7 separate regions of the Mus musculus genome follow, and all the other regions are linked to region 1. The links are chromatin loops, found by intact Hi-C in ENCODE. Cell type or tissue: left cerebral cortex. All regions are shown on one strand. Region 1 holds the start of Epha4 (Eph receptor A4). Region 2 has its middle 310 kb from the start of Mir6352. Region 3 holds the start of Gm33083 (a long non-coding RNA gene). Region 4 has its middle 10 kb from the start of Gm32622. Region 5 has its middle 390 kb from the start of Mir6352. Region 6 has its middle 390 kb from the start of Mir6352. Region 7 has its middle 5.4 kb from the start of Mir6343.

Evidence for each region. Hi-C counts contacts between places; a loop is a spot of excess contacts. Peaks named below come from ENCODE experiments on the same cell type or tissue, not always from the same donor. Only the 100,000 strongest peaks of a DNase experiment are listed, where the experiment ranks them.
Region 2: it touches region 1 in a loop (2.3-fold over the local background); 5 of 42 quality-filtered maps call a loop at or near these places.
Region 3: a loop joins it to region 1, with 6 times the contacts of the local background. A loop is called at or near these places in 9 of 42 quality-filtered maps.
Region 4: it touches region 1 in a loop (11-fold over the local background); 16 of 42 quality-filtered maps call a loop at or near these places.
Region 5: a loop joins it to region 1, with 2.8 times the contacts of the local background. A loop is called at or near these places in 4 of 42 quality-filtered maps.
Region 6: it touches region 1 in a loop (3-fold over the local background); 3 of 42 quality-filtered maps call a loop at or near these places.
Region 7: it touches region 1 in a loop (5-fold over the local background); 3 of 42 quality-filtered maps call a loop at or near these places.

The regions. Positions count from the first base shown.
Region 1 is chr1:77,514,937-77,518,936 of GRCm38, reverse strand. Epha4 (Eph receptor A4) reads left to right here and starts at 3,849. Exons shown (of 18, transcript NM_007936.3): 1 at 3,849-3,996. The coding sequence starts at 3,906. In left cerebral cortex, a CTCF peak has its summit at 2,464 (motif pointing right); DNase peaks (open chromatin) are centred at 2,120, 2,543, 3,512 and 3,803; H3K4me3 peaks cover 2,282 bases; H3K27ac peaks cover 1,612 bases.
Region 2 is chr1:77,182,472-77,186,471 of GRCm38, reverse strand. No RefSeq gene overlaps it. Among named protein-coding and RNA genes, the nearest start is that of Mir6352, 310 kb to the left of the region's middle. In left cerebral cortex, a CTCF peak has its summit at 2,288; a DNase peak (open chromatin) is centred at 161.
Region 3 is chr1:77,894,498-77,898,497 of GRCm38, reverse strand. Gm33083 (a long non-coding RNA gene) reads left to right here and starts at 2,200. Exons shown (of 5, transcript XR_373562.2): 1 at 2,200-2,392. All of the region lies in intron 3 of Gm33030 (a long non-coding RNA gene), which reads right to left. Gm26263 (a small nuclear RNA gene) reads left to right here and starts at 52; the gene lies at 52-215. In left cerebral cortex, a CTCF peak has its summit at 2,054; a DNase peak (open chromatin) is centred at 2,081; H3K27ac peaks cover 839 bases.
Region 4 is chr1:75,924,280-75,928,279 of GRCm38, reverse strand. No RefSeq gene overlaps it. Among named protein-coding and RNA genes, the nearest start is that of Gm32622, 10 kb to the left of the region's middle. In left cerebral cortex, a CTCF peak has its summit at 2,348 (motif pointing left); DNase peaks (open chromatin) are centred at 2,359, 2,699 and 2,991; H3K4me3 peaks cover 210 bases; H3K27ac peaks cover 377 bases.
Region 5 is chr1:77,099,875-77,103,874 of GRCm38, reverse strand. No RefSeq gene overlaps it. Among named protein-coding and RNA genes, the nearest start is that of Mir6352, 390 kb to the left of the region's middle. In left cerebral cortex, no CTCF peak of the experiment used is centred here; DNase peaks (open chromatin) are centred at 1,145 and 1,893.
Region 6 is chr1:77,107,726-77,111,725 of GRCm38, reverse strand. No RefSeq gene overlaps it. Among named protein-coding and RNA genes, the nearest start is that of Mir6352, 390 kb to the left of the region's middle. In left cerebral cortex, no CTCF peak of the experiment used is centred here; DNase peaks (open chromatin) are centred at 1,140 and 1,622; H3K27ac peaks cover 1,089 bases.
Region 7 is chr1:76,512,917-76,516,916 of GRCm38, reverse strand. No RefSeq gene overlaps it. Among named protein-coding and RNA genes, the nearest start is that of Mir6343, 5.4 kb to the right of the region's middle. In left cerebral cortex, a CTCF peak has its summit at 1,741 (motif pointing left); DNase peaks (open chromatin) are centred at 1,727 and 3,322.

The DNA.
Region 1 (4,000 bases):
GGCAAGCATACTGTCCTCAGTCCACGGGAGAGAAGGGAAGAAACTCAAGGTCATTGCCCCACCCCTTCTCATTCCAGGAAGTAAAGGAGTCAGCCCCTTCCCCTTTCTCCTGTAGCACCAAAAGTCTGAGTGCTCAGGTCCTTGGTGGAAAAGAACATTCAAGGTCTTAGTGATTTCTCCATGCAAGCATAGCTACAGTTATTAGTTTATATGGAGACAGAAGAGATGCCTCAGGGGTTCAGAGTTCCTCTGTGTGCTTCCATAGAATCAGAGTTTGGTTCCCAGCCTCCTCCTCCTCCTCCTCTTCCTCTTCTTCCTCCTCCTCCTCCCGGTCCTCACATGTCAGGTGGCTCACAATCTGTCAGGACATCTGAAGCTTTTTTTTTTCTTTCTGGTCTCTGTGGGTACCTTCAAATAGATGCTTTACACACACACACACACACACACACACACACACACACAAACATACACACACACACACACACACACACATGCGCGCATTAACATTTTTAATGTTAAAAATATTTTAAAATCTAGCTTTAATTCAACTGAGCATTCAGTCTAATTTGTAAGTTCAAATCTTTGTGGTAGGCAAAATACCAAAAAGACAAAAGGTAATCTAAATTATCCCTCTCAGTATGCTTATTAGCACAAATATTCTAACATGTCTCTCAGTATTCCCAAATTATACACGAATTCTTATGGGTAGGGTCCTTTCGCCTAAAGAAATCCAGCCATTTAACTTTATGTTTATTTAATGTTTGTATGTATTGATACACGGTCATACTATAGAGCGTGGGTAGAAATCACGATTCAGATCCGACTGCCCTGGAACTCACAAGAGATCTACTCACCTCTGCCTCTGTAGTGCTGGGACTAAAGGTGTATTTTATTTTAGCGCCAAGTGGTTTGGGTGGTAGCTGCAACTCTAACGCTATCTTGTGTTTATGTGACTCCACTGGCTTGTTATAAAGAGGGGAACACTAGAAACCCCCAGGGTCTTAGAGTATACAATGCACAGAGCAGTTCTGCATTGATGGTCACCAGGGCCAGCGCTATGTTTTCATTTCTGCACTAAAGAATTGTATTTGCGCTGGGCGTGGTGGCGCATGCCTTTAATCCCAGCACTCGGGTGGCAGAGGCTGGCGGGTTTCTGAGTTCGAGGCCAGCCTGGTCTACAAAGTGAGTCCCAGGACAGCCAGAGCTACACAGATAAACCCTGTCTCAAAACACCAAAACCAAAACCAGACAAACAAACAAAAAAGAACTGTATTTGCTCGGCCTAGATGTCATCCCAGTGGCCAGGAGAGTGTTCTCTTTGGGGGTCACTGGACAGATGCCCAGTGATCTCACTGAGGAGGCTACAAGACAGGCTTTCCCTCACTTAGCCTTTAGTTTCTTGGTTCTCCTCAAAGCTGGGCTGCGGTGAGGCCTGAGAAGTGAAGCAAAGGGAAGGTAGGCAAGGGAAGACTGTTTGTATCCTTGCTTCAGCTCTGCTTTTTCAGGCATCTGTAGCCAGAAAAGATGATTAATATTCAGTGTGCGCATGGGATGGGATGCGTGCTTTCGAAATGTTGCTGCTTTCAGCGAGATGGGCAGCTAGTTTTCTATTTCAACTATAGAAAATACACAGTACTCACTCGCTTGCCCAGACACAAGTGGCACCTATTGTTTAAAAATGTTTCCCAAGAATCCGGGTTGCTCTTTTCCTTTCTCAATCTGTGTGCCAAACTATAGGATCCTAGATCTTTATCTATTTATTTTCGGTAAAAGCCAGAAAGACACATGAAAGAATCGAGACTTTTCTTAAGGGGACTTAGCGCGGTTATTTTTAATAATTTATGCACACACTTATATTCCTGCGTGCATAATCCCCCCTCCCCCCCGCGCGCTTCACTGATGTAAAATCAGTAGCTTCAATAACGGAAATCCACTTCCCCTGTGGGTGACATTCCAATAGGTTTTTCCAAACCGCAGAGTCAAAATGCCAGGAGCCTTAGCCGCTGTCCCTCTGGACAACCGACTCAGCTACTGCCCACCGGCGCACTCTTGCCTTCTGCAAAAGTTGCTGGTGTGATTAGTCCGGGTCTGAATTTGCAAGCACAGTTCTCCAGCCCTGGACGGGAAACGCGATCGTTCTCCATGACAACAACCAGAAAGCGCCTGGAGCCACGCTCGGATTTCTACCTGCTCCACACCTTGCGGTGATGCTTGGATTTTTTTAACTCCATATTCCCATTTTAGGGGACAAGCTACTCATGAAATCCTTTGCATGTGAAGTTCCTCCATGAAACGTTTTCCGAGTTCTTCTTTCGTAGTCTAGGTGGAGGAAGCTGAGACAGGACTTTACGTACCGTAGTATGGGAGGACCTGACCAAATCTGTAAATAAATTACTAGCCGGGCTTGGACAACCTGCCTGGCTGGCTGAGGTCTTTGTCCGTTCTGCTTTGCTCCGGGTCCGCGCGCTCCCGCATCTGGCCGGCAGGTGGCGCGGTTGGTTCACGTAGATACTCTGCCCCTGCTGTTTGCAAAGTGCCTCCACTCAAACTCCACTCAGGCTGAGACCCAGACTTGGAGGAGGAAAATCTGGCCCGGGAGGGAGCCAAAGGAGGGGCAGCTTGAGGCGAGCACGGAAGGTGGATCTTTTGGAATCCCACCCCTTCAAACGCCTGGGGACCAGCCACCCAGTTTCAACTGGGGCGGGTCCCTTGGTAGCTAGCTGAGCTGCGGTTGGCGCTCAAATTGGCTTCCCCGGTGGCCTGAGCATCGGAGGACCGGATGGTGTCTGCGTCCCTGGGAAGTCGATGGTTGGCACCCAGAACAACGCGGGGTTGTGGGACAAGTTTCTGCGGGTAGAGCCTCTCATTTTGGTCCCCTGGGAGACTGTCCCCATCAGTACCGGGGAGACTTCGGAGTTCAGAGCCACAGTAGCTGCTCCAGGCAGCTTGCGACCCTCTGTCTGTCCCTTCTGTGCAGCAGGTGCTCGCATTCTTACAACCTTCCCCTTCTACACCTAAGTGTCCAGGAATGGCTAGAAGTGGTTCCAGGGACACTCCCTGGAAAGCACAGTGAGTTCCCGGTAGCTAGGGCTGTCGCGAGGTGATTTCTCCCTTCATAGTCCCGTAGTGGGCTCGGTCGATGTGAACACCCGGACCTGGCCAGGGATCACTTCCAAACGTTAGGAAGATTGGGGACAAGTGACCGCGCTCTGCTGCTGGGGAGATGACTGGGTCCCCCTGGCTAGGTAACTAAGAAGGAAAGGAATTATCAAGCTACGAAAGTCCCCCAGCCCAAAGCATTTCCCACGGAGGAACGCCATAAAGACACAAAACCTGGCAGTGAGGGTGGCTGCGTGCAGCAGAGAGCGCCCGACCTTAGCTGGGGTGGACAGTACAGAGACCCGACGACCTCGGCAAGGGGCAAGAGCCAAGGTGCAGGTCAACTTCAGACTTATTTCATCTCAACAGGAGTCTTTTCTCCCTCGCACACCTCCGGACTTGGGGCCGGGCGGGGAATGCCAACGTTTTCTGGCCTTCCCCACCGTCCTTTCGGAGTCTCTCGAAGTTCCCTCTGCCGTCCAAGGGATCGATCCCCAAGGATCGAGACAAGGTCTGGGGCCTCTCGTGGGGGCACAGACCCATCACTGCTGGGAAGCCAGCCTCGGGAGACCTTGAGCCCTGCGGAGGCTGGAGGGGGCGGGACCTCGGGGGTGGGCTCTGCACCGTGGGGGTGGGGACGTGGCGCTGGTTCTGCACTGCTATTGGTCACGAGCTCTGGACTGGCGGGTGTACGTCACGGGCCGGTCCCACCCTCTTGGCAATGTCTTCAGACTGCTGCACTCCTAACTTAAGCATTTATTCCACTGGGATAGAAGCGGCAGGAGCAGCGTTGGCACCGGCGAACCATGGCTGGGATTTTCTATTTCATCCTCTTTTCGTTTCTCTTTGGAATTTGCGACGCTGTCACCGGTTCTAGGGTATACCCCGCGAATGAAGGTAA
Region 2 (4,000 bases), 330 kb after region 1:
GTGTGTGTGTGGTGTTGTGTGTGTGTGACTCTTGCGGACTGAGATATACAAATCAATTACTGAAATATCTTGCTGAACCAGTTAGATCTTCCTAAAGAATATGGGTGTGGCCAGGAGGGTGGTAATCTTTCTAAAGAGGAGCATCTGCCTTGATGCAACCTAGAACGGTGAGTGACTCTGGGCAGCAGAGTTTCTCAGTGGATTTGTGGGACAAAGCAGAAAGCTGCTACTAGCAAACTGTGTTACACTGCCAGGCACTGCAGCTGTGAAATCTCCCAGTTTCTCTCAACCTCAAATGGACATAACGCTCAAATTTGCCTTTTTGACTTTTAGGGAAAACTAAAATAATGTATGCTAAATACTTAACTCTTTAAGTATTTAATGGAACATCTACCATTGTAATTTTTTTTTTTAGTGTTTGTCCATTTTGATATAAAAGTTAAAAATAGGAATTAACTTTTCTTCTTTCTGTGATCAGATACCTGACAAAGACAACTTTGTCAGGGAGCATTGATCTGGGCTCATGGTTTGAGGGAATTCAGTCCATGGCAGGGAACTCTCGGAGGAGGGGATGTGAAGTAACAGCTCATCTCATGCTTTCATTTAGGGAGGAGAAGAAAAGTGGATGCTGGGTCTCTTGCTTCCTATTTCATTTCCTGGTTTAGCTCAAGATCCTAGTTCTTGGGATCATGCCAGCCACATGGATCTTAAACCCCCCACTTAAATCTCTTGGGGAAATACCCTCACAGACAAGCCCGACATGTGTGAATCTAGCCAACCAGACAAGGAAGGCTGACCATCTTGGCTCTTCTCATTTTGCTGGTTTTCCTCTTTGTCTTTGGTGTCATCATGTTGCTTGCTGCCAGGGTATTACAGCTGGGCCTCTACCTTCTGCCTGCCCCTCTCCCCACGCTGCCTCCTCTGATCTCAGTGGACCCCCATCCCACTTCCCACTACTATCTCTTTATCTGCCAACTACTGGATCCCCTACTTGTATTGTATACTAGTCTCCACAACGCTGCAGGCATGCATAGCCTGTCGGACATCCCAGGTACAAAAGCCAAGGCACAGAGCCAACTCATAATTACTTTCTAGAAAGTTAGTTTTAAAGTGCTAATATGGCACATCCTAAATCCTATGCACACAGGACCTGGGATTAGTTGGGGTCTGTTAACGCATTTTTTCCTGCCGGCTCTGCCTTTTATAACCTTGAACAAGTCATTTCTCTCTTCCCTTCTCACTTCCCTAATGGAAAGATTAGGGAGATAATATCAGCAAGGTGTTATCTAAATATGAAATGAGGTATAAAGGAAATAAATATCAGACTGTGCCTGTCAGGAGCCTCTGATCCTCTCAACAATGTGTCTTTCTGTGACCTTCAGTCTCCTAGGAGTGGTCCAGGAAGCAAGAACGCATAAGTTAAGAACTCTTTCTGTTCCCCTTTAAGCACCTGTCCTGCTTGCTCATTGCAGGCCGACTTCCAGCTATGCATTCAGCAAACATTTCCAGAGCACCTACTGTGGGCCAAGTAACTGACAGATTAGAAGCTGAGAATGTAGGCATGAAAACATAGTGGTCTCTAGGAAGGATGCATTCTTAGGGGAGAGTTGGAAACAAGCTCTATGGCATATGAAGATAGAAGGTGTGCGAAAGATTCCAATGTAGGCACCGTGGATGATGAGCCTGTCAAACGCATGCAGATTTCTTTGAGGACATGACTTTGACCTTGCCCCTCAAAAGCTAAGTTGGACAGGATAAGGAAAGCTGGGTAGGCAAATTTATGAGCAAATGTTGTCCTGGCAAGAGAAACAAACTGTAGTTTTGTATGCAGAGGCATCAGGGACATGCTGAGGCAGAGGGCAGTGGAGGTAGGCCTGGTACCCACCCTGCAGAGGATGGTGCTGCTCTGAAACTGAGCATGCTTCGTGAAGTGGCTGAGGAGGGCAGGAAGCGATTTGTGTTTTCTCCTTGAAAGCAGCGGAGAAGGTTTAAACGGGAGATGTGTTTGATCAGAGATATGGCTTTGGCTTGGCAAATATTTGCCTTTCTTTTGAGGTCTACTGCCTATATTCCAGTAGTTCTTACTGAGGTCTGTTCTTGGGCCTCTAAGCTGCCTATCCATTTGTGCCCATAGCGATTAGCTACATATGACTATGAAAGTGTAAACCTGAATTAATGAGAATTAAGTAAAAATGTAACAGTGTCACCCTTCCTCATAACTCATCTACTTAATTCCACTACCAAATCTCATGTGTTTGAAAGTGATGTTGAAGAAGCACTGGCATTGGGTAGTGCCCCTAAAGGCTACTTCTGTCATTACAGGAAGTTCTGCAGGACAGTGCTGTAGACTTCTGTCTGTCTGAGTTTCAACCATCTGCTTGCCTGACTGTCCCATGAGACTGCCAAGGCAGGGATAAAATGCAGAAGCGCTAAACCTAGTTTTCTAGGTTCAAATTCCAGCTTTGATATATCTAGTAATGTCTGACCTTGAGCATGTTACCTAATATCTGTGTGTCCCAGGACTTACTGATATTGAGGCTTAAATGAACTAATACATTCAGAGTGCAAGATGACTTTCCAGAAAATGCTGAGCACCAAGAAACATCAGCTGTGAACATCCAGCCCGAAAGCTGGACCACATATTTGATTCTGATTGCTTCTTAACTCGTATGCTCAAGCAATGCATTCAGTACTGTTCTCTGGAGCCTGAACTTGACAATCACCATCTTGCAGACTCTTCCTTGAGCTCTAGATGTGCCTTCTCAGTTTTCCTCCCGCTATTACTGTCCCCGACTTGGATCACGTGCTTTCCAATCGGGTCTCAGGCTTGGATGGGACAGGGTAAAGCACGTAGCAAAAATGATCCATTACTACAAAAGTTCAGATAGCATCTTGGTACGCTGGGGCAAGGGAGGAAAATAACTGCAATCGAGCTCAGAAATTTCCCTTGAACCTTGCTAAGTCATAGGGAAGATGGAAAAATAGACCCAGGAATGGGTCAGTTTTCAAACCCGAGAGTAGACTGTTTCCTATGATTTGAAGGAGTCTTACAAGCAAGCTTGTTCTAAATCTTCTCACCTTGAGCTCCCTACAAGGTATCTTGATTCAGTATAACAGCTCAGAATTGAAATTATGGTGTTTTGCATAGCCACGCACATGTTTAGTGCTTTTGCTAAAAAGCACTGCATGGATGGTCCAGCTGGTGATCATATACACCTCTGGGTCCCAATTCCTCTTTTACTTATTTTCTACAAGTGTATGTATATGTGAGATGCACTTGTGCATGTATGCATGGTTACATGTCCATGATCACATGTGTATCTCTATGGGCATCCATGTACGTGTCTGCACATGCATACAGAGGCCCAAAGTTGATGTGAAGTGGCTTCCTTAATGGCCATCTACTTAAATAAGATAGGATCTCTTGCTAAACAGAGCTCATATCCAAACTTCATTCGTCATGTGTGCATGGAAAAAAAAACCCCAATTATTGTGACAGATATTCTTTGAGCCATGGTGGCCACTCCCAATGAAGAAGACATGTCCTGTTTGCTGTTGTGTGCAGTTTGTGGCTGTGTGTAGTTGTACCTTCATATCATCCAGCCTAAGCACAGGACTGAAGGAGACATGGTGACTACAGAGAAGATTGGAGCTGCCTCCTGCCATTCTGTTACTACAGGTCGATGATTTTTTTTTTTTTTTGCAGGAATAAAGTCAGGAACAAACTCATGGGTGGCAGAGCTGGAAAGAACATCCATGGCTGTTTAGTCTTTCCCTGGCGAACCTTCCTCTGAAGTTTGAATTACACAAAAGGAACTTAGGAAATCTCCCAACCTCCTAGCCTTGGATGCATATGAAAGACCACACAAGCACACACAAAACAGGAATTTATGAGCAAAACCTCAATTAAAAGAAAATTTCCTGTGTATGTGGTAAAATTAAAGACCTGCTTACGCTCACCACAAAAATCTACTCCACACCCGAACAAACGCCCTCTTCT
Region 3 (4,000 bases), 380 kb before region 1:
TAGATACATAGATAGAAAGATAGATGCATAGATACATAGATAGACAAATGAAACCTTACCTGGCAGAGGAGATAACATGATCAAGAAGATGATTTTCCCAGGGCAAGGCTTATCCATTGCAATCCAGATGTGCTGACCCCTGAAACTTTCTCAAATGTGAGAAACATGACTGAATAACTTATGGTAGTGGGAGTTTGCATTCATGCTCTCCCCAAGTGGGGGGATCTTTGAAGTGATACTGTGATTAGTTGTCTGAGTAGATCCTATAGCTTCCTGGAAGGCAGAGAGATGCAGTGTGATTGAAACACTAAGAAAAAGTTGTTGTTTTAAAAAATTGTCATTTGATGAATGAACAAGATCCAGAAAGGAGCGAATGCAAGATGGATGGGGGCTGTGTCACACCAAAGAGGAACAAGAGGAAATGGATTCAGAACTCAATGCAATAAGCAATGACAGAGTGACTGGGTGCCTCCTGAGAAACATGACACTGTATGCCAAGATCTTGGCTGCCCCAATGCTCACTCTCCAGCGTGACAAAGGAGCAATACAAAGAAAAAGAGAAAATAAACAAAACCAATTTAGATTGCAAATTGTATTTAAGGGAATGAATAGGTGCAATGGCAGAGAATGTGGAGCAGGTTTGCATTCAGTATTTCCCAACTTTCAAGCACGTGTGAATTTCCCAGGATCTTATTAAGACAGATTCTGATCTAATGTATGAAATGGGCTGTAAGATTTGCATTAGGAAAAAAAATCCCAAACCTCAGATGGCATGCATACCCTTCTTCACCTTGCCCAGTAGGTGTGGCTTTACAGAACAAGTTCTGAGGACCCAGATAAAAGGATAGGCAGAGCACAGGCTTCCTGGTGGGACAGGGTAGTAAGGAAGCATTAAGAGGCAGCTCTGGATCACACTGAGGGGTCTAGAGTACCCAAGTGGGTGTCAGGACTTCATCAGTGAGGCTCATGCTCAAGATGAGACTTGTCTGTTACATAGACTCAGCTTACCAACACACTGTCCAGTCAGGGCATATACAAAAAAAGATACTCGTAGAGCATAGCAGAGAAGATGTAGACTTAGACTATGAAGGATCAAAGAAATAGGACTGTCATAATCCTATCACTCCTGAATGATCCCCTGTTGATAGGAAGGAAAGGACAAGCAGGATCAATGTCTAACAGAAAGGGAAGAAGTTTTTGTTTTTACCTCATGTGGGATTATATTAGGCTAAAGAAATTCTGTCAAAAGCACCAAGAGTCTTAAAGGAGTATATATGTAATTCAATTTAGGGCAAGATATGGAAAAAGGTGAGCAACAATGGGCTGAATTTGGGGGAAATTTATAAGGAAGGTCATATAAGAGCCAGAAGGGCCTGGGGAAACACTGGGAGGATGAGGAGGTACTGGGAGTAGTCCTTGTTCGTATGGGCAGATGCTGTGTGATGAGGGGACACTGGCAATTGTCACTGTCATCAGTGTCCACCACTCTGCAACCCTTCTTCCACCAAGGTTCTCTGTCGGACCACAGTTTTGAGGGTTGGTGGCCAAGCCTTTCCACCAAGGGAAGGATTGCATCTTCATGTGTGAAGGAGAGAAAAGTGACAAGAAGGTACAGCGCTAGGAGGAAAACCCATTGGCCTGACACAAGTATGGTGGTCCCAGGACAAAATGCAGTGCGCCATTGCCATGCATCATCTGGGGCAAGGGGCCGGGCATGAGTGACAGGACAGTGTCTCTTTGTGACTCCTTAGATTACAGAAACCAAGTCCTGGGCACATGGAGGTAAGTTCATAAGGACCCAGGCTTTCTTGGTGCTCAGTCTATCATTCTGTTATTCAGTCAAGGTGAACAAGTGTTAAGTGTGGAGGCTATATACAACATACCTTGCTGTGAGTGGGTGGGAACCTTGGCTCTTGCATTCATTGATATTAGCTTTGAGCTTATGTCAATGCTTTGGTACATAAGGTGACATTCTTATGATTACAGAATTCCATATGTCATAAATATGAGAACGCACTCAATGCATAATTCGGGCAGTTCCACACATAAATACTAGGTGGCAGCCCAACACTGCCTTTGGGTAATTGAGGCGTCTTGTCTGATTCTCTACCCAGCACATTAATGGAAAATTTTAGATGCTTTAAGAAGGGCTTTCAGTGGGAAGGTTTACAGAAATAAGTAAATGATGCTGATGACACATTTGTTAACTGCCTTTCTCCAAACCACTTTTTAAATTACGAATTATACATGCAATTTAATGAGACGGCAAAAACTTAAGGCAACTGAAAAATAGGCAGAGGATGTAAATAGCTATTTTATAGGAGCAATGCACAAGGCAATGGCCATATGCGGTGGGTGTTTAACTTCTTGGAAGATGAGAAATTATAATTATGTAAGTATGATTTTTATCACCCCTTGATCTGATAGAAACATTTTTTCTGAGTTCTAACCTAGAGAAAAATGAGAGATATGGTTAAAGATCTATGCACAAGTATCCTCAATGATTTATTTATGGTAATCTAAAGACGTTAGTTCTTAGAAGATGCTGTTTCCTACAGTAGAATATCATACATTCTTAATTGATTTGATTTTATGTTTTAGTCAGTCTCTAACAAAATTATATGCATTATAGTGAGTTAATGTAAGAAATGCTGACACATGATTCACAAAAACAGACAAAGAAGAGGGATAGTTTGCCTCTTTGGAGATGGGGAGAGATGGGATTTGTGGAGATTTTAGTCATTAGGAGAAATGACAGGTTAGAAGTTTCGACTATGAGGCCATCGCTTGGCTGGTGCAAAGCAGAATCATGATCAAATGGATCACTATGGTCACACAACAATGAATCTTTGGCAGCATCACAGGACGAAAACCCAGGTCTTTCTCTTGGACCATTTTTTTTTTTTTAATTCATGAATGTATGGGGACTTCAGTACGACACTCATTGGTGCTGTCAGAATACAGGTATCTGTGGCAATTAAAAAGGAAAATAATTCAGTAAAACAGGAAGAACCTTCTCTCTCCCGAGTGATACAGAAATATCTGTACCCATTTTATTCAATTCACAAATGTATTAATCTGCTTTTAATTCAGTTCTTAACACATTCTTACATAACATGTAATGCCTTTTATGAAAAGCAGAAAACTGTAGCTGGCTGAGCCTTTTGCTTTAAGCAAAGACATGAATGAACAAGGCAAGGAAAAACTGATAGTGTTGTTTGACCAAGAGTTTGTTTGTTGTATTCCTTTAGAAACACATGAACCAAGTGTTTGATTTATTTATTTTCTGACCTTATTGAGTCAATTATCCATTGCTCTCATTATGGAAATAGTAGATTAAAAATAAAGGAAGCCTTTCATCATGGTTGGGCACTTCAGTAACTATAAAGAACAAAGATATATAGTATCCAGTCTTGGAATCTAGTACCAAATAAAAGCTTAGAAGGCTTTTAATTTAGGTGAGTATATTTTAAAATAATGGTCTGACATAGTCCCTTCTTACAAACATCACAATCTATATAGTCAGAGTCCTGGTCTTTTTGCTTCATCTATCAGCCAAGCAACTTAACAAACTGATGGAGAAGTAACCGCTTCATTGGCTCTGTGATTCCAGCCGTTCGAGTATTTTTTTACATTATTAAAATCTTTTACTTTTTTCAAGTTAAACAATTCTTACAGGTATATATGTCAGGCACATCGCTTTACCTCTTTGTCTTCCTTCTTTAGCAATTTGCATTTTTATTTTTAACATGACAAATATAAAGTTACATGGAAATGCTAGGTAATAGCATTCTCCTTTTTCCTAGGATCCTGAACTTTGACAATGACATTGCTAAGAAATTTTACCCTGATTAGGAAAATATGTTGTTTTTTTTTTCTGTGTTCACTGATATATTTGGACATATCATACTTCCAGGTTCCCATTGAGGTGGGGATAGAAGCACAGGAGACGAAGTCCTACCCTTTGTGTGAAATGATATTACCATCGAGCTACTATTAC
Region 4 (4,000 bases), 1.6 Mb after region 1:
TCAAGACCCACAGGTTGAGAACCGCTGCGCTATGCACTCTCCAGGTGCCCCTCAAAACTGTATGGCAGCGCTGGAGAGTTGCGGGAAGGGAGAGGCAGTAAGAACCTCACTACCATCTTCTCACAAGTATGACATACTGGGTTGAAGGCCATGGACAAAATTCTGTCAGCCTCAGCTTAGTGTGAAGCTGGACACACCTGAATATATTATTCAAATAGCAGAGACAGGCGACAGGCTTGGGGCATGTTGAAACATTAAGCTGACAGGGGAAGTACTAGAACTGATGTCTGGGCACCAAACAGCATCATCCACACTGCAAGGTGGTGTTCGTTAGGGGTTTGAAAACAGAGGCTAAGTCCTGGAAGCCCGAGGTAGGGTATAGTACCAGAAGGCTCCGCAGATTTCCTCTCCCAAGCCCCTCGCTCTCCTTTGATTTCATGTAGGTCTGACAAATAGACTGTAAGTGTCCAAACTTTAGAAGACTCGCTGGACGTCACATATCAATAGGGCATTCCTGCCTCCCCAGCAGGCTCCTGCATGTCCCTTCCTGACCCAGTCTCCTCTGTGGGGGTAAACAGAGTCTGGTTTGTATCACTACAGACTAGCTTGTCTGTCCTTGTTCTTATGTATATAGAGCACTATAGTATAGATTCTCGTGTCAGCTCCCCCTTGCCTCAGGTTGCATCTGTACGTTTATCTCTGTCATTCAATACGTACTACAGTCTTTCTTTTTCATTGTCCACCGCAAGAGCACATCCAGTTTGCACGCACGTTTGGATAGTTTGTTTATCCTCCTGGGTAGTTTCCAATATTTTTACTATTCTGAAGTAATAATCTGGAACATTTATCTTGCTGAACAAATGCACGGGCTTCCCTTGAAGAAAGACTTTGGAGTATAAAAACTTGAATACTGTGCAGGTGGGTGCATTTATCTCTAAATACTCCTGTGCAATGATCCTCTTTGGTGACCATGCCAACCTACACTCTTACCAACTCCATATGAGTTTACTTGACCCACATCTTTGCCCAATGTTAATATTGTTAGACTTTTATCATTTTAGCCAACCTACTTGCAGGTGAGTAGCAGTGTCTTATTATGGTTTTGATTAGTGTTTCTTATCTAGGACTGTTCCACTTCAAATACTGATGTGGGTGCCTGACAGGGGCCACAGGGTCTCTCCAGTCACATGGGTTGCGTCCCCTGGCACTAGTAAACAGCCTTGCAGACAGTCAATAGACTAGGACTAAAGTCAACACATTCTTACTATGGAGACCTAACAGGAATTGCAGTCTTGGGGGACTTCAGCACAACTCTGACCCTCTGAGGAGGGAATGAGCTAGAAGAGACTACGGAGCATGCACTGTGCCCATGTATGTAAATCACATGTAAAAGGCAGAAAGCAGACCCTCAAGCTATGATGCTCTGCAGCTGCCGTGCCTACCTGTCTCCACTCCAGAGAATGCCGGAACACCCAGGAGGCAGCAGGCAGGGTTCAACAAGGGTAAGGTTTTACTCTTGTCTTTAATCTGGTACCATGGGGACACTGGACCCTCACCCTTGGGATGTCCATAAAATATAAAAATCGGGGTTTCTTTGTTTGGCTCTTTCTTAATTGATTATCCATTTGTGTTCAAATAAATGAGGCTTCTTCTGGCTAGTGGTTAACTTAGAATCAGACAGTGGGAAGGCGTTACTGTCTATGGCACCTGTCACAGGCATAGGAAAGGCATCGTTGGTGTCCTGAAAATGTGCCTGATGAAAGCTAATATATGACCCAGAATCAGTAATCAGAAAGGAGGCTTTGAATCTCACTCATCTTAAGATTTGGGCCAAGTAACTTCTCTGTGAACTGATTTTTTTCCCATCTATATCAACTGGAGTTGAACCACTTTGAGGAAGGTCGGTGTCAAGGTCTAGTTCTCCCAATCTGTGACTTCCCTTCAACCTTAGTGCCTGGCTTTGCTAAGATACAAAAGCATCCACTCCCGGGTAGAGCAATGAGACCTGGGCCAGTTCCCGCCACACATCCAAGATGATAGAAAGCCCGACCCAGATTCTGCACTGGCTAATTGAGCATTAAGACACAACAAGGGCTCTATTGCGGCATAATAATGCATGCCTGGCTGATTTATTAAGCATCTAACTTAAAAGCGCATTGTTCTGCAAGGCCCCGTAGCTTAGGCAGCGCTCCATGGAAAACACTTGCGGTGAGGCTGCTGTAGTGTTCAGATCCTGTTACATCCCATAACTTCCAACTTCCCAGTCCCTAGGCTGCAGCCTTCAGCTCCCTTCCTGCCCTTTTCAGAAGCCTGACAGCCTGGGTCTGGCTCTCACCTCTTTGCAGAGCTGTGGCGCCCCCTGTCGGCACTGAGTTTTTCTTAGATTCTAACTATGCAGCAAAGGGAGGAGGGATTGACGGCTTTCTCTAACTCAGATGAAGCCAGGCAGAAGGCAAACGAAGAGAAAGAACCCCACAACCTGCCCCCTTGGCCAGCCTAATTTTACTCAGAGCACTTCTCTCTGGCTCCCATGTTTATGTTTATTTAAGCTCCACTCGTGTACAACGATAACAAAGCCTATGTTTTGTTCTCTATTGGAATTTCGGCTCCCTGCTTGGCATGAAGGAGGCACCTGGTAATATTTTCCCCGAAAGAATCATTTATTCATTCCATGAGTGGTGATGTCAGGTGGTAGCAACAGTCTCCAAGCAGAAGAAAGCAGGGTAAAGAGGATGGCGTGCCAAAAGTAAGTTTTGCTATTTCAGATGAAGTGATTAGGGAGTGGGGAGAGCTCTCGATAAAGATCCACAAACAGAAACAAAGAAAATAAGAAAATGTGTCACTCAAAGTTGTAGGGGAAGAATATTCTAGATTGAACCCAGCCAGTTTCAAGGCCCAAGTGAGAGCGTGACGAATTTGCAGGGGCCCATGGGCCTGAAGCATAGCACGAGAGCAGAAGGCAAGAGGGTTGAGAGGTATCTAAGGCCAAATCTCTAAAAGGGACAGGAGCTTGCCAGGCATGGACCAGATCCAACCCCGTGCCCTTTGTGGTAATGTGCCGGGTTATAGCCGTGCTGTGCCTTACCTTATCCTCCATGGCTTTGCTCATGCTACAGCAGATGAGCACACAGACACCAGGCCGGCAAAGGCCAAAATAGTCGCTGTCCAGCCCCTGCCCTCAGTCATCAGAGACCACTGTCAAGACTTCAGCTCTTCTCAGAAGAACAATGGGAAGCCACTAGAGGCCCAGACACTGAGCAGAAGGTTGACACACTCAGACTCACAACTTAAAAGGATCAGAGTTGCTTCTGAGGGAAATAAGAATTGTAGGGGTAGAAGCTGAAAAGTCAGTTAAGAGGTGAGAAATGGAAGTAGATTCGGCTAGAAATATTATCAGATTAGGAGATACACACCCCAGAAGCCCCTGTAACCTGCACTGCGTTTCTTTGCTTTTATGGATTCTAGCCTGGAGCTTCTGGGTTTATATGGGAGAGCTAAGAAGTCATCTGAAAAACTACAGTGTTGTTTCATTTCCATTTCTTTTCTACATCAGGAAGGAAGCCATGGCTATGATGCTAAATGTTGCAGAGAACAAGCAGCCATTTCTAATGATCTTTTGCTAATCATTCTAGGCTTGAGCTAGGGTCAAGACAAGACATTGGTTTATGTGCCAGTTCCTGGCAGCTTTCCTCATTGAAGCAGACAGACATTCAACTGGTTGGGGTTGGGGGGCACTTGGATTTAGGTCTGAGGGGGTTGAGTGCAGGTCAGGACATCAGCAAAGGCTTCAAGCTACAATTATGAATCAAACATTCCAGAGGAAGCTGAGGACCAGGGGACAATGTAATGACAATGGGAAATACCCAAAAGAAAGTATAAGGGTCGCACATCCTTACACATCCTTGCCCTCAGCCCAGCAATCAGCATGACTCAGGTAAAGCCTCACCTCCCATCATTCCTTGATGCAACACATACAGAGGCTGCCAGGTAGATGAGACAT
Region 5 (4,000 bases), 420 kb after region 1:
TTCCTGTATGTTTTTTTCAGGAAGTTTCTCAGGGTGATTTAAGACAAGTTCCTATGATCAGGATCTTTCCTTTTCTTTGTTATTTAAATTGCATATTGATCCAGTGTGGGTCTCTGTAGAATTTAAAGATGCTAGGGGACCCACGCGAATGATTCCAGACATTTCCTTCTCACTTGAAGACTACCAGACCTGTACATAAGTTAGTCTCCAGGCTGTGCACCTAAGCGCTGCCTCAGGTCTCACAACCCACAGCAAATGCTTAAGCACTCACTGGAGCACGGTGTAATTTGGGGTGGGGGGGGATTCCTCAAAACAAGAGGAGTTCATTATGAATGTTATGCTCGCTTCCATGTGCTTGTACACACACACACACACACACACACACACACACACACACACACACACACTTAGATACACACACCGTGTATAGGTTTAAGGGACTATGGAAATCAAAAGTATAAATTAATGTGTTTTGTTGGTAAATTCTTTTTCCAAGAGAAAACACAAGGCACTGTCTGAAGTATGTGCACAGAGCTGTCAGCTTGCGGATGAGTGTCTTTCTGCAAAATAGCTAAAGGGATTTCATCTGCAGCCGCTTCAGCCTTTAAAAGGGCACGGGTGCATTAGGACCTGATGCCGCAAATACTCAAGCATATTTATTCAAATACAAAAGTCAGTGCTATGAAAGAACAAATGAGAGAATGATTCCGATGAAAACGAAGAACTGCCTTTTGAGTTGGTAGCATGCTTTCCTTTTGAATCTAGTTTAAATATAAAGAATACACGGAGGCAACGAAATACAGCAAAACACGGAACACACACACACACACACACACACACACACACACACACACCACGCACGCACTGAGAAATGCCTCTTTCACTTCTAGGAGGGTCTGTGAGTAACCATATCCTTAGGTATGCTATGAGGATGGTAACTTAAGCTGCCTTGGCGGATCCTGAGTGGGTGGCAGAGACAGGGCAACTCTGAATGAGCCTTTTGCTGGGGCCAAACCTGTCCCATCTCCCACTGCTCCGTCTCATTAGCACCTGCCCCTTGGGGCACAAAAGGAAAGCCGACCCAGGAGTATGCCCCTTGCTGGGTGCAGGCTCAGTCTCACCAGGCTTTCCCGTCTGGCTTTGTTGCAGGCCAGCACATGATCGTGGGGTGCTTGGCTGTCTCCCCATTCCCACACTGGGCCATCTTTTGCACACTTAGCCTGTCTTTCCCAGGTTGTGGATTTGAAGCCACGCATGCGCACCCCTGCTTCTATGGGGAGTTCACCGCCCACAACAGCTGGCCTTCCTCCACTGTGATCCAGTAAATGTTCAAAACTTTTGCTCCACTCCCAGGGGACCCTCCCCATTAAAATGATCTTGCATTCACTACCTGCCAACAGGACCTGTAAGCAAGCCAGGAGGAGCAGCAGATTAAGCATAATTATGAATTCCAAGTGGAAGGGAGTAGTTTGAGACTGTTTTTCATGAAAGGCCCATTTTTTTTCCCCTACTGAAAATTCACATAGGGAAGTACTGAAGGATCCCTGGAGCCTTTATATTTAAATGTGCTTTGCAGTGAATGCGACCTATGCGTCGTCCACTAAAACAGACAGAAATCCTCCCCAACTTGAACGCCGTTCTTAGAATTGGATTTTGGTCTGCTCAAGATTTGTATTCAATTTTCTAGAGAAGTATTTTAACATTTATTAACAAGAACTGGTACCAAATGTAACCCTCAAGACATTTCCCAGGCTTAGCTGTCAATGAGTGCTTAATCCCTAAGGATCTCAAAACCAGCTCAGCCAGGAAGGATTCGGAGGCTCTCGCAGGCTGTTCTAAGTGCTTAGCGGGTGCGCGTGGGCATCAGCAACAAACCAATTGTACTATTTCTTGTTCTAGTCTTTGTAAACGAGGGAAAACATCCAAGATGCCGGGCAGAGTAACCCTTGCATTATCTATACACCACACTAACATTGTGAAGTCTCACCACCCACGGCACAGCTTTTCCTAATTCATTCTGAATTTAGGAACACCTCTCTTCCCGTGCTTTCTGGATCTTTGCTCTCTCCCTAACTCGTTATCCACAACAGTTACAGCATTGAGAATTGTTTGCAAGTTGTCCAAATGGTCTGTTTACCCATCATGCATTATCCCGACTGGATTTAAGAGTAGGATCAGACGAGGCTTGACAGTAAGTGAAAGACTGGCTTTTTAACAAGCCCAGTAAATTCCTGGTAAGCAATCATGATAATAATAAAACGATAATGAGAGCAGCCAGAAGGGACCATGAACTTGGAGTGAGGAAGACTTGATGCCAACTTTTCAAGTTCATTCTCTTTGAATCTTTATAAATCTATGGGACAGAGACTATTCTTATCGTTACAGATGAGGCGTTTGCAGCCCCTAGCAGTCGCGAGGGTTTGACTCAGTTTCCTAAGACCTAAGACCCTAAGACCAGGAGGCTTTTTTTAGGGGTAGGGGGAGATAGAGAATACATGAAATGTGAACCCTGTCGTCCATATGTTTTCATGGATGCTAAAAATATTTTGAAAAATCTTTTATTTAATTGCTTTCAGAGTTGGCATATAGAACACACAAGAAAAACCAGTCTCATTTCTTTCTAATTGTCTTTCTATAAGATCCTTCTGTTTTCCATATTCCTAAAAATTATTTAAATATATTCATTGTATGTGGTTTAAAAACCAACTAATGCATTTAGTTCAGAGAAAATCCAGATGTTTATTTAAAGCTGCAGTGCCTCCAAATCCCAGTTGAATTAAATCTGCACTTTTTATCCAATTGTATATTTGTATATTTAAAAAAACCCCTTTTATGTATAATTTTAAAGCAGCATATGGCCTATTAATATTTAATACAACCTGGTTTATTTTCTTCATTGTTTATAAAATTATGTTTAGCCATTGATATTGTTATGTTTATCAAATTATTTAAAGATGAGCCAAATGCAAGACAGGAATAAAACACAGAAAGACGTGCATGCCTTTATGTAATCTGTACCTCTTCGTAAGTGCACATCTCCTGGATTAGTGGTTTATGGCTTTAATCATGGTAACAAGGCTTTTATTTTGCAAGATGGATTACATTATTTCCTTGCTTGCTGCTAGGTTGTTTAAATACCTCACAACAGTGTCCAACGAATTCTCAGATTTACATTGAATAGCTATCAATACAAGACAGCTTGCTAGTCTAAATTTTATTTTATTTTTTAAGCTAAAAAAACATGCTCTTTATTGGTTAGTCAGAAAACTTTGATCTGCCCAGGAACTATTTGATCAGTACGAGTCCATAAACACCTGTGGAGAACAGAAAGGTGTTTTTTGTTTTTGTTTTTGTTTTTGTTTTTGTTTTTTTTTGACAGACATGAAGTGTGTAAAGGATTTTGAAACATTTTCTTGCTCAAATGAACCATGGGAAAGGTGAGTGCTTATCTCACATAGTTAGATACACTCCTGAATATGCTCACATTTTCATTGTACAAATATAATAGTGGTCATGCAGAATGACCTGGAGAAAGAGTAAATAAATGTTTTTACTGTTTGTTTGTTTGTTTGTTTGATTGATTGTTTTAAATGTGTGTGCTCTGATCTTGAAATACTTGAAAGACCTTTGGAAAGGTTGAGGGGCACCAGGGAGCAGGAGCAGAGAGGTTGAGTGGCTAGCACCTCACATCCCAAAAGCACAGGGGGGAAGTGTTTGTGCTTTTCCTGATTATAAAAATAATATATCCAAGTCATGATAAAACACTGAAGAACCTATCCAGAAGTTTTCTTGAAGAATATTTGACAACTCAGATTAAGAATATGGCCTCTGGAGAAACTTTCATTCAGTGTTCCTGAACTCCTATTCCCCTTTTCTTTGTGGCGTCTGTTATCTTTGTACTCCTCTTTGTACAGCTACAGCATCTCTGCCTTCATCCCAGTAACCCTTACACCTCATGCCCTCACCCTGTCTGCCTTTGGCCAGAGTCCCATCACAGTGA
Region 6 (4,000 bases), 410 kb after region 1:
GGATCAAACACAGAGCCATGTACAAAGCAGAGAGTGCTCCATCATGCGACCCATCCCTAGCCCTTATTTTGCAACCTAAATATATTTTTAAAAAATCCATTTTATGTGTGGTATTCAATAAATAATTGGAATTCCTTGAGCAAAAATTTGAAAATAATATATTTACATGTAAACAGGTTATACAAAATCACGTTTGCTTTTAAAAACATACTGGAAGTGTGGTGGTGTTTGCATGAGGCCATGAAGTTGAACAGATGGCCTTCTAGCTATGAATGTCGTGCTCTTGTACAAAACCCAGAATATTTCAGAAGTTCTAAATGCTATCACAGAAAATTTCTATTGTAGAAAACACATTATGAAACCTTCCAGAAAGGTTGATAAAACTGGAAAATGAATCTAAATTCCCTTACCAATAATTGATGTTGCTTAATTCATTGTTTCTCCTGAATTTTGTGCATAATGTATGTGTATCACTTTTATAACAATTATACAACTCTGGACACGCAGTGAGCAGGGTATCCGAACTTAGAATGAAGATTTTATTTAAGTGGCAAACAGTGACATTGTATGTCATCATACATAATTAAGGTTTTTAACAGTTGATTGACAGTTATGAATTAACATGACCAGGTAAAAAATATGCGCAGTATATCCATGCATAGAGTTAAAGATGAATGAACTTTTTTTTTTTTTCTTGGCTTCTAAGCCCATGGACCTTCAGCTTTTGCAATGAACAAAAGGATTCTCTATGTAAGCCTCAAAACATTTCTGTGTATTTTTCTCCTTGCATATTTTTTCCAGGTTGGCTGATTTAATTAAATATTCTCTAAAACACTGGATGTTAAGAAATGCACCGAATCTAAGACTCTGAGATCTCCCACTTTAGTGTTGATTAAAATCGATGAGTTTGGAGTTTTTTTTTTTTTTTTCTGTTAAATCAGAAGCTTCTGGCTTTCAGCAACTCTTTATTTTAGGAGAAACAGCTTTTTCTTTGTGTAACAAAAAAGGCTTAGGGAAGCTTCTTAAAAAAAAAAGGCTTAAAGGCTGCTGAATCTTAAAATAGCCTTTAAGAACTGTAGCAGAAGGAGTGGTGTGTGCAAGGGCACTAGGCCCAGAACCGGAGGCACATGGGCTTCCTAGTTCAGTACTTGCCCTTTGCTGTGGTTACAAAGTCCAGCTCAGTCCTCCTGCTGTGCTGTGCCTTCCCCAGAGCTCATTACTGAGAGAAGAGGCTATTTCTTTTGTTTCTTTCCTATTAATCCCATTCTTTGAGCAGCCCACAGAATAGCTGCACACATTTTAGGCACCATATATGCTATTAGTATAGAATGTACTTCCCATGACTCTCAGGGTCTTTATTCACAAGGAACTTGACAGTTACTCAATGCCTTCCCTGGATACGTTTGCATGCTAGGTATTCAGGAGTAACTAGCACTGGCTCTGCCCTGCTGCAATTTTTCCTATGGTGTGAAGAATATGTGGGTTCTTGGCATGTGCTACATACAAGGATATTTAAGCACTTGCTCTTTTTCACACTGATGATGGAAATGCAGAAACAAATGAATGAATGAGTATTATTTTTGTCCATGCTAGCTAAAGTAGTTGTTCAGTACAAGGCACACCGAGAAACCACAGGATGTGAGAAAGCAAAGACTGGTAGAAATTCGAGTAGGGAATTTTAGGAAAGATAATTTAGGAATTCTGCATCTGTTGAACGTTCACAGTGATGTTGGTTGAGTCCTCCATCCTTTCACTTCTGTGTGGGATGATTGGTACAGAAAGACTGCTTCTCAGCAGTATGTTGGAAGAGCTGGGTAATTTTTGTCACAGATGGGCCATCGTCTGCATCAGGACTCAGGACAAAAGCAGTTTAGTTTATACACACACACACTGTAAGGCACATAAACATGTTGGTGGAATTGATGGTTCTTGAGGTCATCCAAGGATTGAGTATTAAAAATGTGCAGCCATTTTCAGATAAAAGGTTCTAGAGCCACTTTGAGGTTGTCTCCATTTCTGAAGCCCAAGGCAAGAAAAGCTAGAATATGAGGTGTCAGGAGACCACACCTCAAAGTGAGAGAGACTATATTTCTCTTCTCTATTGACTAACCCTTGATTGATGGCTATACCCAACTCCAAGGGAAGGTGGGAAATGTATTCCATCTATGTCTATACTAAAGGAGAGAATGTAGGATTGGGGGCTTGACCATAAGTCTCCACCATAAACAATAGGGCAGGGAGGAGTGACTGCCAGGTTGGCATACATGTTCAGTTTTAAGACATTTTCTTAAAGTATCAAACAACTTAGAATAAAATAAAGTGATAGATGGGCCTTAATGTATATATTAATTGGAATTTCACTTGATTATATTGTCAATTAAATTTTATTAATATTGCTTTTTTTTTCCTGGAAAAGCCACCTGCTAGGAAGTTAGGTTTTCCAACTGGTATGAGATATTGGCTAGCAGAACCAAATAAAGTTCTATTATCCAGTTTCTTCTTATGTATTTGTTTTTCTTTTATTCTTTCTGTAAATATTCATCTCTATAATCCTTTGGATAATGCTCATTATCAACTGAGGAAGCATAATGTGATTTTAATTCAATCATACTGGTAAATCCTTGCTGGGATTCTTAATGGGAGTTAGGAGATGGGGTGGGTTGGGACTTCGTAGCAAGAGGAAAGCATTGGCCCTTCACATTTTGCAGGGATTTGATTGCTCCTCTGTTCTGTAAATATTTATCATATGCCTTGTATAGTCCAGGCTAACACAATGGGCATAGTCTAATCAATGGACATTGACTTTGTGTCAGACTCCATGCTAGGTGGCAAACATCTGTTTCCTCTTTTAATCTTCTCCAAATCCTACTGAGACAGAAGTTAAAGCCTCAGAGGAATTGAAAGGCCAGTGAGATTACATCACTTAACCAAGGTCACTTGTTAAGTCATGCACAATAGTAAAACTATGGTTAGAAAGCAAGTCTGCGGGGTTCTAAAATCATCTTCCCCCCTGCATGACACTTTGGTTCCTAGGGTAACAGTGTATCATCTTGACTATGAGCATAATAGCATATGAGAGCTTGGCAAACATTTTTCTTATGAAATGAATGGAGGGGCAGGAAAGAGGTAAAGGAACAGGTCTCTGGGATTAAGCCCCGTTGCCTTTCCTAGAAGCGAGGACTTAGAATAACAAGCACAGATGTTTCATCTTTTTTTTTCACTGATGCAGGGGATGTTTCCGAAAGAGAATAGAGTAGACAAAGCAGTCCTTTTTATTTACCTTCTGAGGCAGTTCTGCCGTTGCTATGCTTTCCACTTTAACTGTCTCTGTCTATTACAAATTATGGAGGCAAAAGAACAAACCTTACAGAATGCCAGGGACATGCTGAGTGAGGTTGGTACCTTGATGGAAACCATGGAATGGTTGACCACCTGTGGCCAGTTCTTAGCCAAGGTCAGGCTGACCAGTGTGGGATGCTACTGCTGACCAGAGTGGGTCTGTGGCAACAGGCTAGCAAAGGTTTCTTCATTTGAGGTAAATTGTGAATGTGCTTCTGGGAACAGTGAGCTCTCATAGGACACCTGTGAGCACAATTCATACATTTATAACTCATGAGTCGAGAAGTCTATGGTAGATTTAAAAGTTGCTTTGCTGAGTAAGGCATTGTCTAAGCTAGAAAATATTGATTATGGACAATGTCCACATATTTTCATCACAAACCGTCTATCAAGAAAAAGTTGACTGACTGCTGCTGTTCACTGGTCTAAAGACCAATTACATCCAAAGTTTTATTTATGAGTGTTTTCTATTGTCATTTTTACTATTTCTGGTAAGCTCTTTATTTATTTCATAAAAATCAATTAACCATCAACTGTGTGCCTAGGCTAAGGATAAAGTATTCAACAAATTCCTGCTCCAACTATAAGTCCCTTCTTGTAGGAAGTCAGACAGGCTTGGAAATACACATGCCATGGCATCTCCAGCAACAGTTGAGAGCTA
Region 7 (4,000 bases), 1.0 Mb after region 1:
AAGAACCCAGATGTCCCTCAACACAGGAATGGATTGAGAAAATGTGGTACATTTACACAATGGAGTACTACTCAGCTATTAAAAACAATGAATTTATGAAATTCTTTGGCAAATGGATGTATCTGGAGGATATCATCCTGAGTGAGGTAACAAAAGAACACACATGACATGCACTTACTGATAAGTGGATATTATCCCAGAAGCGCAGAATACCCAAGGTACAATTTGCAAAACAGATGAAACTCAAGAAGAAGGAAAACCAAAGTGTCGATATTTTGATCCTTTTTAGAAGGGGGAACAAAATACCCATGGAAGGAGATACAGAGACAAAGTGTAAAGCAGCGACTGAAGGAAGGACCATCCAGAGACTGTCCCACCTGAGGATCCATTCCATAAACAATCACCAAATCCAGACAGTATTGCAGATGCCAACAAGAGCTTGCTGACAGGAGCCTGATATAGCTGTTTCCTGAGAGGCTCTTTCAGTGCCTGACAAATACAGAAATGGATGCTCACAGCCATCCATTGGGTGGAGCACAGGGTCCCCAATGGAGGACATAGAGAAAGTATCAAATGAGCTGAAGGGGTTTGCACCCCCATAGGAAGAACAACAATACGAACTAACCAGTACCCCCAGAGCTCCCTGGGACTAAACCTCTAATCAAAAAAAGCACATGGTGGGACTCATGGCTTTAGCTGCATATGTATCAGAGGATGGCCTAATAGGTCATCAATGGGAGGAGATTTGTTCTGCAAATGTTCTATGCCCCAGTATAGGGGAATGCAGGGCCAGGAAGTGGAAGTGGGAGGGTTGGTGAGCAGGCAGATGTGGGAGCAGGTAGGGGATTTTCAGAAGGGAAACTAGGAAAGGGACTTATATTTGAAATGTAAATAAAGATAATATCTAATAAAAAATTACACAGTTAAAAAAGATATAAAAATGGAAGGTAGTTTTCTTACTTTGTGTCAGCAGTAAATTAAAACTTTATTTTGAATTAGGAAATACACAAAGGCTCTAGGTTGGATCTGCCCTGTGGGCATCATATAAGCCCCTCAGCAAGTTGCAGTCCTACTGTCGAGTGAAGTCGTATCAATGTGAATGATCAGAGACATATTCTCATATTGCATCACCAACTTCTAGTGTCAGGAGTGGGGTGGTGACAGCTGAATCCTTTGTGATAACATCATGGCTTTTATCACTAGGCTACTTCCCCCATACCCTAATGCTGGCTCTTGACATCCATATCTCTAGCATTCCCAACAGTTGTCTAAGTCACTTATGCCTTGGAATAAATTCTTTTCTGTTTAACACACATAAAGTTATGTTTTCTTCCCAGAACCAATCTTCAAATGAAGTAGGTAATTATTGAGACAATTATTTTAGTCCACAAAGAAGAAAATTTTATCAACTTCCTGATTTTTCCATCTGTATTAGTTACCTTTCTGTTGCTGTGATAAAATACCATGGAAAAGGCAACATACAGAAGAAAAGTTTTATTTTGTCTTATGGATCCAGAAGGATAAGAGTTCATCATGACTGGTAGCTATGGTAACAATTGCCCAAGCACAGAAGGAGAAATGGATGCCAAGAAATAGAGAAATGGATCCTATGCTTCAAAAATAAAGCAGAGAAAGACAACTAGAAGCAGGCAAAATGCTTTTCTCAAAACCTGTTCCCAGAGATGTATTTCCTCCATCAAGATTGCACCACCTAAAGCTCTCTAAACAGTGCCACCAACTGGAGGCAAAGATTCAAATGCCTGATACTACAGAGGACATTTCTGATTCAAAGTATTACAGACCCAAAGGTTTGTGACTGGGTTGGTATCCACCTCGAGAGGCCATTTAGAGGCTGAATAACCCAGAGAGCTAGGATAGAAACTGATTTCTAATGATATTCTGCTATACTCATAGATTGGTGCCTAGTCTAATTGCCAGCAGAGAGGTTTCACCCAGCAACTGATGGAAACAGACACAGATAACCACAGCCAAACATTAAAGGAGCTAGGAGAATTCTGCCAAAGAGAGGAAGAAGGATTGTAGGAGTCAGAGGGGTCAAGGACACCATAAGAAAACCCACAGAATCAACCAACCTGAGTTTACAGAGGCTCCCAGAGACTGAACCAACAACCAGGGAAACTGTGTAGGACTGACATAGGCCCTTTACATATATGTTACAATTGAGTAGCTTTGTCTTCTTGTGGTACTCTTAACAGTAGGATCAGGGGCTGTCTCTAACTCTAACTTTTGTCTGATTTCCTCCTATTCCAAGCCTCAGTACTAGGAGAGGTGCCTAGTCTTATTGCAAGTTGATAACCCATTGTTGCTTAATATCCATTGCAGGCCTGCTCTTTCCTGAAAAGAAATTGAGGAGGAGTGGATGAGGGTAGAGGGGAGGAACTAGGGGGAAAGGAGGGAAGGGAAACTGTAGTCAGGATGTAAAAATAAAGAGAGGAGGGTGGGGAGAAAGAGAGAAAAGGAAGAAAGGAAGAGAGAAAGAAAGAAAGAAAGAAAGAAAGAAAGAGAGAGAGAGAGAGAGAAAGGAAGAAGAAGAAGAAGAAGAAGAAGAAGAAGAAGAAGAAGAAGAAGAAGAAGAAGAAGAAGAAGAAGAAGAAGCAGCAGCAGCAGCAGCAGCAGCAGCAGCAGCAGCAGCAGCAGTGGAGGAAGAGGAGGAAGAGGAGGAGGGAGGGAGGAAGACAGAAAGATGAGTATATATATATATATATATATATATATATTAGTTTTAAAAATACTACAAAGCACATCAATATTTTGTGTGTTAGTTTTAAAAGCTAAAAGCTAAAGAAATAATAAGAAGAAAAATCTGTTAACCAGTACTTACCTCTTCTTGGCTCCAAAACAGAGGTAGAGGTTTTATTGAATATACACATCCTTTTAGATAACTGTATATGCCACTTTAGAGGTCTTCTGTTTTTCTCCTTCACACAGATTTCAATATCCAATTTTCTTTTAAGAGTGTAACAAATGCATTGACATTTTTCCTACACACACACACACACACACACACACACACACACACAAATGGTTTGAAGATTAATTGAATATTTTTTATTTTGATCAGCAGAAATCATTGCAAACTAATCCAAAATCTAAAATTGTTAGTGCCATATGTGCCATTGATTTCCATCTTGCCAATTAAATAAAGGTTACCGCCTGGGTGCTTCAAAGATTGCCTCTCTCCCTAGGCACCATCCACAGTGATTCAACTTCGCCAGGGTGCTCCTGCTGGTTGTCCTCAGATTCCCTCTCTAGGGAATGAATGGCAAGCATGGTGCCTTCTGGGAAGTCTACACTTAAGGAATGACATAATTGCTTGTGAGTAGAACCCCAGTTTGCTCACTAGAAATGCTTGTTTCTTTTGCTTCCCTAAAGCTGCAAGGATTATTCAACAAATATTTACTGAGCACCTATGATAGTCCAGGCATTAGGCCAGCCATGAGAAATGCTATGAAAAACAAGATCTGAGGCTATGTTTAGTCCTCTGGAGAATTTGAGCTTGAGCCGATGGTTACATATCTAGTTTTAGCACAGCATGGTTATATCTATGAATGGAATGTTATCTGGTACCAGAGGCAGAATAATGTGGAGGGGAAGAGATACCTGAGTGGCCACATAGAGAAGCAAGTGGCTCCTGGACCCAAAAAAGGAGAGAACATCAATGGGTGGGAGGTCTGTTGAGGTTCCTAGAGGAAGTGACTGGTTGTAATTGGGGCTGGGTATAACCACGACGCATGTATAGAATTTTCGATGAATAAATAAAACCCCAAACCAATGACAAACATCTGAGCTATGACAGGAATATGAGACAAATCTAACCCTGTCCTGGAAAATTCTAAGACTTTATTGAACTGCTATAGAAGGAATAGGGGTAAATTTGATGACTCCTGGGTGCCCATTTATGCTAAGTGTTTCTGTGAAGGTGTTTTAAGTAAGACGCCATTTGATTTGGGAAGTTGAGAAAGTTAGATTGTCCTCATGA